Regions from separate parts of the Homo sapiens genome. Here region 1 is linked to region 2. Evidence: read pairs that join two places in POLR2A ChIA-PET (ENCODE). Cell type or tissue: HCT116. All regions are shown on one strand. Each heading gives the region's core, and the rest is flanking DNA. Links, peaks and the distances in the headings are about the cores only. Region 1 overlaps LOC107984381 (a long non-coding RNA gene). Region 2 overlaps LOC105369468 (a long non-coding RNA gene).

Region 1 (4,409 bases), core at 334-4,333, 180 kb after region 2:
TCATCACAATGCCGAACTCAGAGGGCTGTTAGAAAGCAGTTATTCTTTGAAGTTATCCTATTACAGATACATTGTGCTTCTTCAATCAGTGGACACATATTTTTCCCCAGTTCTGAAAAATTTGCTTTAAATATTTTGTCTTTTCTATTCTCTCTCGTCTGTCTTTCTGGTAAGTTGATCAGCTATATCTCAGAGTTTCTCATTCCATCCTTCGTACCTGTGAAGCCTTCTCAAATTTTTCAGCCTCTCATTTCTGCTTTGATTTTGCAATCTAGATAAATTAGTATTAACCCATAAACAACAAGTATCTGAAATGCCTTGGTCTGCTTATACATGCATTTTATAAACATATAAACATATTGGAAAAATTTAGGAGATTTGCTACAATTTGAAGAAAATCACAAATCATCTACACTAGAAATACTGAAAAATTAAGTTAGGTATGTAAAAAATGCACAAAATTTATGGAGTTGTTAAGTCTATTTTATCATTTACTACTATATTATAAAATATACACAAATCTATTATAGAAAGCTAAAGTTTATCAAAGTTTATGCACTCATAGATAAAACATAGTACCACTTGAAAAGAGAAATGTAAACAAATATAAAGATACAGTATTAAATCCTAACTGCACAAAATTAACCATGGATACTGTACTCCCATATTTTCATAGCCATTTCCTGCTGCTATTTCAGTGAACTCAAGTTTTGTATCTGCTTAAAATGCCATGTGACACTCATTATCTCTACATCAGCAGTTTGTATCTCCAGTAAATTTCATATTGCTATAAAAAGCAGTATCCTTGGGTTTTTAATGTATTTTTCGTTGCATTTACTGCAACACCATAATTCTCGAATAACAGCACGGGGTCCAGACAACATACCAATACTGATGGTGTAATGTTCCCAAGAAGCAATGTCATGACATTACAAGAAAAAGTAGAACTGTTTGATATGTACTGTAGATTGAGATCTGGATTTGTGGCTGCTCACCATTTCAAGATAAATGAATACAGAATGAAGACCAATGTAAAAAAATAAAAGGAGATAATAAAGCTATCACTGCACTGTGCCTGCCAGTGCCAAAACCTTGCACTATTGTGAAACAATTTTTAATCTTGTATTGAAATTGAAGGGTGTAAGTGGTGGCAGAATTTTCATATGAAAGGTATATTTATAGACTCTAATATGATTCCAGAAAAAATGAAGTTATTTTATACAACTTAAAGGAAAAGAAAGGGGAAGGATCTAAAGGTGGATACTTTAATGATAGCCAAGGATGGTTTGATAATTTAAAGTGCTTTTGCATTAAAAATGTCAAGACATCAGGGGATGCAGCTTTTGGTTATCAAGAGGCAGCAGATTGGTTCCCAGAAACTATTAAGAAAATCATTGAAGAGAAACTATACTACTGGAACAGGTTTTGAATACAGGTGACAATGTTCTAGTCTAGAAAAAAAGATGCCAAAAAGGCCATTTGTTAGTAAGAAATAGAAGCAAGCACAAGGATTTAAAATAGAAAAGGATAAGCTAATTTTACTGTTTCATGGGAATGCAGTCAGGTTTATCATCAGGACTGCTCTTATCTATAAAGCTACTAAGCCCTGAGCCTTGAACAGAAATGGTAAACACTAGCTGCCAGTGTTTTGGTTGGACAACAAGAATGCCTGTGCAATGGGAGCACTTTTTCTCTATTGATTCCTTTCATGCTTTGTCCCTGAAGTCAGAAAATATTTTGCCAATAAGGGACTGCCCATTTATGATTCTTTTGATGTTGGACAATGCCCCTGGCTACCCAAAACCTCATTAGTTCAATTTGCAAAAAATCAAAGTGGTCTACTCGCCACCAAATGAAACGTCTCTAATTCAGCCTCTGAATCAGGAGGTCAGAAAGAACTTTAATGCTCATTACACATGTTACTCTATGAAAAGATTTGTGAATGCCAAGGAAGAGACCATCGATAGAGATGACATCATGAAAGTCTGGAAGGGCTACACCACTGAAAATGACATCATTGATATTAAAAAATTAAAAGCCATGATTTTGGGTGCAGTGGTATGGGCCTATGATCCCAGCTACTAAAGAGGCTGAGGTGGAAGGATAGCTTGAGTCCAGGAGCTTAAGGCCAACCTAGGCAACATAACAAGACCCCGATAAATTTCTGCTAGAGAAAACTGTTTCCAGAAGTTGTCCATGACTTCACCAGCGTTTATGAAAAAGCCAATCAAGAAAATAATGAGAGATTGTAGATATTGCAAAAAAAGTGAATAACTTTAAGATATGGATCTTATAAAAATTCAAGAGCTAATTGCACATTAGAGAAATTAACAGATGAAAACTTGATAGAGATGTGTGCTTCTGAACCAGTTCCAAATGATGAGGAAGAAGATGTAGAAGAAGTAGTGCCAGAGCACAAATTGGCATTATAATTTGGCAGAAAGATTCTGATTTTTCAAAGCAGCTTTTGACCTGTTTTACAACAAAGACCATTCTATGATATGAGCACTGAAACTAAGGGAAATGGTGAAAGAAAGATTCATACTGTCTAGAAAAAATTTTAGGGAAATGGAAAAGCAAAAATGTCAGACAGAAATAACTATGCATTTCCACAAATATAAATGCAGTGTGCCTTCTTCTCCTGTGTCCTGTTCCACCTCTTCTTCTGCTTCTGCCACCCGTGAGACTGCAAGACTAAGCCATCCCCTTCCTCCATCTCTTCAGCTTACTCAATGTGAAGACGATGAGGATGAAGACCTTATGATAATCCACTCTCACTGAGTCAATAGTAGATATATTTTCTCTTCCTTATGATTTTCTTAACAACTTTTTTTACTTTAGCTTACTTTATATTACAGTATATAATACATATAAAATACAAAATATTTGTTAATCAGTGGTTTTTGTTACTGGTAAGGCTTCTCTTCAATAGCAGGCCATTAGAAGTTAAGTTTGGAAGGAGTCAAAAGTTATATGCAGATTTTCTTTTCTTTTCTTTTTTTTTTTTTGCGACCGAGTCTCGCTTTGTCTCCCAGGCTGGAGTGCAGTGGTGCGTACTCAGCTCACTGCAAGCTCCACCTCCTGGGTTCAAGCCATTCTCCTGCCTCAGCCTTCTGAGTAGCTGGGACAACAGGCACCCGCCACCATGACGGGCTATTTTTTTGTATTTTTAGTAGAGATGGGGTTTCACCGTGTTAGCCAGGATAGTCTCGATCTCCTGACCTCCTGATGCGCCCGCCTTTGCCTCCCAAAGTGCTGGGATTACAGGCGTGAGCCACCGCAACCGGCCACAGATTTTCAACTGAATATAGGGGTCAGTGCCTCTAAGTATTTCATTGTTTAAAGGTCAACTGTACATCTCTGTATCTTCCACATTATATACATTTTCGCAGATTTGTGTGTCTGCCTTTTAATCTGTCCATTATTAAATATAACTAATTTTTGTATTTATACATGCTCTATTTTTATTGTTTCTCAAATTATTGCTTATTATAGAATAATTACTTTTTGCTCCCTTTATTTACATCCTTCTATATTTGATATAGAATGATTTCATTCTATATTTGATATTTGATTTGTCCAATATCTCAATGTCCTTCAAGATTTAAATTTATAGTCTCTTCTTTCTGCTGATATATCCTTATAGTGGCTTGCTTTCTAGTGTATTTATATACTTCATCTGTCAGTGTAGTTTATATTCTGAGTGGGCTGAAGGAAAAGAATGGCTTCTGTTTCTGCTGCTAGGCAACACACCACATCCAAGACCATGTCTATCCCTCCTTGGGGATTTGGCTCTATCTGGTTCCAAGATGAGACTCTAACTTGTAGAGGTTCCATGGGTCAGTTATTATCTATGCTGTTGGTGTAGAAATCTGACACAAGGAGACCACACCCCTCCTGGCCACTTGCCTGTCCAGGCAAGCTCTTTACTGCTTCATCTTCGCTCCTTCCTACTCTTCTGCAGCTTCTTTCTGTAGTCAGCACCAACTCCCAGACATTCTTACCCCTTCTCCTGTCTCCAACACTCAGTCCAATCAGGACCCAGCTCCTGGTTCACATGGTACCAGCAATGCCTCAAAGAACATGTCCTATTAAATTCTGGATGTGGCAGTGCATGAAGTCTCAAGGGTGAGGGTCAGGATGAGATTTTGGTTTCATAATCTGGGGTTATTCCAAGTACCAATATTTTTAAACGGTTCGACAAGAGGAACCAATATAGATGAAGTATCTATTACAGAGCCTGGGCCTTATTAAGCACTCAATATGAAATAGTTACTTTAGAAGCATGTTAACGTGACTCTCCTACTTAGGAAGCTGCAATGGTTTCCTATTGCCCATCTCATCATTTAAATAGTTTACTGGGGCTGACTGTTATAAATTATCATAGTCTAGATGCATTTAACTCAGAA
Region 2 (4,409 bases), core at 221-4,220:
ATATCATAAGAATTTGTTCCTTGAAGTGAATAGCAGGATATTTTTCTAAAAGCCATTTAAGTGCATTAGCAAAGAGTACATATTGCTATTATTTTTTACGTAAAATCAGGTCCATTTTGCCTTGTTTTTCAACTTGCCTGTTAATGAACTCTGAAAGCATTTTCATTTTAGTAATTTGCTTCTAAGATCCTGTCCTCTTGTGGCTTTTGTTCTGTTGATCACCTTTGATCTCTGGTTTTCCTGTATTTATCACTACTTGTTTTAAAGAGATTCTAATCATAGAATCTAGAACATAAGCTGATAATGAAGGATTATCTAAAACTAGTGTGTTAAAAAGTTGATTAAAAATACTTCTTTATACTCAAGTCATTAAAATGTTTTGTGTTGTCTACTAGAGTTATTTCTTCTATTTGGAGAAATATTGAAACTCTAATGTTTAATGTATAAAAGAAAGTTTCAAATGATAACTGTAGAATAACATTTGTAAAAAAAATATAATGCCACAGACTTGCTACTTACATCCAGTAAAAATATTAAAATATACCCAGGGAAGTACATATTGAACATTGTGTACATATTGTGGTTCTTTCTTAAGCAATAAAGAGTCAAACAGGCCTAAGTACTGGCACATAGAGAAATCCCACATTATTTAATTTATTTTGTGGAACTCATTTAAAGAAACAAGACAGTATATTAGCGTTTGCTAATTCCACTTAGTGAGTACACAGATGTTTATTATATTCTATATTTCCCTATATTAAAATTCCTACTAAAAATGGTATAATAAAATATTTAAGAGCTCTGCCTTATTTAAGCCTTAGTTCCTCTGTCATTATGTCTATGGTATGATGAATAATTCACCCAGAGTACCATACACAATAGTAAAACCCATAAGAATAGCAACAACAGCAGCAACTATGACAATTTATTTAGTACAGGCTATTTAACAGGTCTTATGTAAACCAAAGATTTGCATGTATCATGTCATTTATCCATGATAACTGCTATTATTATAAATAAAATTGTATAGATAAAACATTACAGGAAAAGACAAGTCAAATAGTTCAGTGTCACAAAACTATTAAGTGATTCTGTAAGAACTAGAAAATTGGATCAAAAGGGTTTGCCTTAAAAGTTGGTATTGTTGGCAGAAATTTACTATTGTTTTGTCAAGGAATACATGGATTGTGGCCTAGTGTAACTGGTCCCTAAAGTTTAGTGCTAATGGTATACACTGCCCAGGCAACTAAGCCATGTCTCAGAACACAGTGATCCTCCCACCTTGGCCTCCCAAAGCATTCGGGTTACAGACATGTGCCACCATGCTCCACTCCAACTTGCTTTTAAAAAGCCTCCAATCAGCTTCAAGAGAATAATTTGCTACTTTCTCAGAAAAAGCAAATACTTTATCAATAGCAAATAATTTTATCTGACCTGCAGAATGCAGAAAACCTCTCCATCTAATGACATTAGAATAAGAAAAAAGAAATAGCTCTCTGTTGAAAGATGGTGCATTATTTTAGCCCACTTTCCATTGGGATTATAATTTTGGAAATTAGTCTCTCATTTGTTCTTTCTTTGGACAAAAGTCTAAAAGTCAGGTGAAATTCTGTAGGCAACCACATACAAATTAGAGGCTACCAGGATTCCTCAAGGAATTTCTGTCTTCCTGGAGGCAAAAAGGCTTTGGAAGTCATATCTATATGTTTTATATAATTGACTGATGTGCCCTCTGTATTACAGAAGAGAATGGTGAGAGGTCCTATTATTAAAAAACACAAAGTTACATGCATGTGAAATTAAGCAGTTAGTAGAGGGGCATAAACAAATGCTTTCATACCACCCTGCAAACTTATGGCACCTAGTTCTCTAAATATAACTGGGCTGTGTTGACAGATTTTTCTACTTTGGAGGTGAGGACCTGGATGGTCAGAGACGTTTAAACACAGAGGCTGCTCAGTTTGCATGTCCTGGTTAAATGTCTATCAAAAGCTTTAGCACCTAGTAGCTATGACTCAGCAGAGAGGTTGTGCTATAATGAGCTGAGATTTATTGCCAGATAACACTAGGGTTGCCTATGTTCATTAAAAAGATAGTGACAGAATACCACACAAAAACTCACAGCTCCAGGAACTGGGCTTAGTTTTTATATGTGTTCCATTTAACACTTGATCCTGTAAAATTGTAATATACAGATTATTTTTCCAGTTTTATAGAAGATACATGTGAGAGAGTTTGACTAACTTTCCAAATTTACATAGCTAGTGAATAGTGAATGGCAGTGTTTACATGTAAGAACTATGAAGCTCTTGATGCCACATTTTAAAGCTCTATATTGCCTATAAATACAGATTGCTACCAAAGTACAGAAGGAGAATAGGACTTAAAGTCTTGGTGGTCAGGGACACTTTCCCAACAGAAGCAATATCTACATTAAGACATCATGAACCATAGTATTTAAGGTAAAAGGGAGAGTAGAAGGAAAAAAAAATACTTAGTGGAGAGAAACATCACATGCTAAATTCCATAGGTGAGCAAGACCATGGGGGTTTATCAGAATTACAAGCACTCATTATATAATTGTATGATACTGGCAAATTAAGCAGTAGCCACATCATGAATAGCTTTATGTTTCGTATTACATAGTAGGTGGTTTGTTGTGAGAGGAACAGGGACTGCTTAATAGATTTAAAGTGAACAACATAAGGATCAATGTACAACCACCAAGCCAAAAGATGGAAAAGAGCTAGAAGCCCTATAAAAGTGCTTAACTTTACGAAAGTCCCAGAAAGAGGAAGAAGCAGAGCTAGTAGTGGACATGTTTATGTTAGTGATCCTGGCAGAGGCCAGATGACTTTTAGGTCAGTGACTACAGTAATCAGCGTTGGTTCACACTGAAGAGTTGACTTTTCTGGATGCTATGTAACACAAAAATAGCAGCAACAGCAGCTGAAAGAGGGTGCAGAAGATGACTTTTGACAGACATCCCACACCTGGGCTGGTAGGAAGGAAATAGCAGCATAGAGAGAGTAGCTCCCATGCTGGAAAGGAATGGATGGGTGTTAAATGAGATCAGTATTTATACAGGTTTACTGAACACAGACATGAACTAGCTCTGACTGATCATTTGGGAAAGATGCCCACTCAAAGCGTGATGCCCACTCAAATAGTGATTTAATATACTATTAGCATAAACGAAGGTATCCTTCATATTGTTTTTTCCCTGGTAAATAAAAAAAAAATTAGACATCTGGAGAAAGGAATAAAGATGATTTTTTAGTGACTTACGCAACATGCCCTCTTTCATTATACTTGGCTCAACCCTTCTAGAATGATTCAACCACAGATCTATGAAAAGGATTCTTGGAAAGATTATCACAGCTAGGGTATAGAGCAGACTCCAAAGTAGGAGTTTGATCAAAGGGAGAGGAGACTGGGAACTCTTCTGCATTTTCACAACTGTATTCCAGAAGTTGTGGAATGACACCATTAATCACATGAACTTTAACTGGCATGGAAATCAGGCATAACTTGTGTGGGTCATTGACTTGTGAAAAATAATATTTCCTTCATTAAAGCTCATCCAACTGTCATCTCTTTTTCTTTTCTAGCAACATTTAACAGCAGTAAAGCAGACTTTTATCACTTATCCCTGACTTACATTGACAACCTCCAAACTTGTCCTTCTCAACTTAATTTTTTCCTCTCTAATCCACACAACAAACATTTATCCTCCCATTCCACCAAATTGCACTTACCACTCTATACTTTATTTAATGGCTCCTCTTGGTATACAAGATCAGCTTAAACATAACTTAAATGACATAAATAGGTCTTGACCATGACCTCTACCTACTCCTTGAAATTTATTTCCCATCACTCTTCCAAGAAAATACTCTGTTCTAGTAAAACTAGTTCATGCATTGCTTCTTCACATGTATACGAAGCAGAGGTTAATGTTTCACTATCTTGTACGTCCATAGCCTTCTTCTGAGCTGCGTCCTCTTCTGAGCAGTGTCCAAAAGAAATGATTGATCCACTGATTTGCCATGGTTTGCCCCATCTGTGAGGCTATTGTGCTTAAGAGCTAAGCACACACAGTGGGTTCAAACCCTGCCTCTTCCCCCACCTAGCTGTGTAAACTTTATGACTTTTGCAAGTTCTTTAACCATTTTATACAACTGGTACTAACAATTATCATGGTAATTACTATAAGGTATTGTTGTAAGGTTTAAATGATTTGCTGTAGTTAAAGAGTTTGGCATATAGTAGGTCAACCTTAAATGTTAGCTGCTATCATTTTTATATCTATGAAACAACCCGAAAGTCCTGCCTAAGGTCCAGAGATAGGAGAGGCAATTTCTGATTAGGTTGAAGTAACAAAATTTCATTTAAGAACTAAAGCGAGC

Evidence for each region. Peaks named below come from ENCODE experiments on the same cell type or tissue, not always from the same donor. Only the 100,000 strongest peaks of a DNase experiment are listed, where the experiment ranks them.
Region 1: POLR2A ChIA-PET joins it to region 2 with 5 read pairs; 2 of 35 experiments call an interaction of 5 or more read pairs at or near these places.

What each region holds. Positions count from the first base shown.
Region 1 is chr11:105,049,041-105,053,449 of GRCh38, reverse strand. The region is part of intron 1 of LOC107984381 (a long non-coding RNA gene); the gene reads right to left. Among named protein-coding and RNA genes, the nearest start is that of CARD16, 5.9 kb to the right of the region's middle. In HCT116, for the core only: no CTCF peak of the experiment used is centred there; no DNase peak of the experiment used is centred there.
Region 2 is chr11:105,228,403-105,232,811 of GRCh38, reverse strand. All of the region lies in intron 4 of LOC105369468 (a long non-coding RNA gene), which reads left to right. Among named protein-coding and RNA genes, the nearest start is that of CARD18, 91 kb to the right of the region's middle. In HCT116, for the core only: no CTCF peak of the experiment used is centred there; a DNase peak (open chromatin) is centred at 1,985.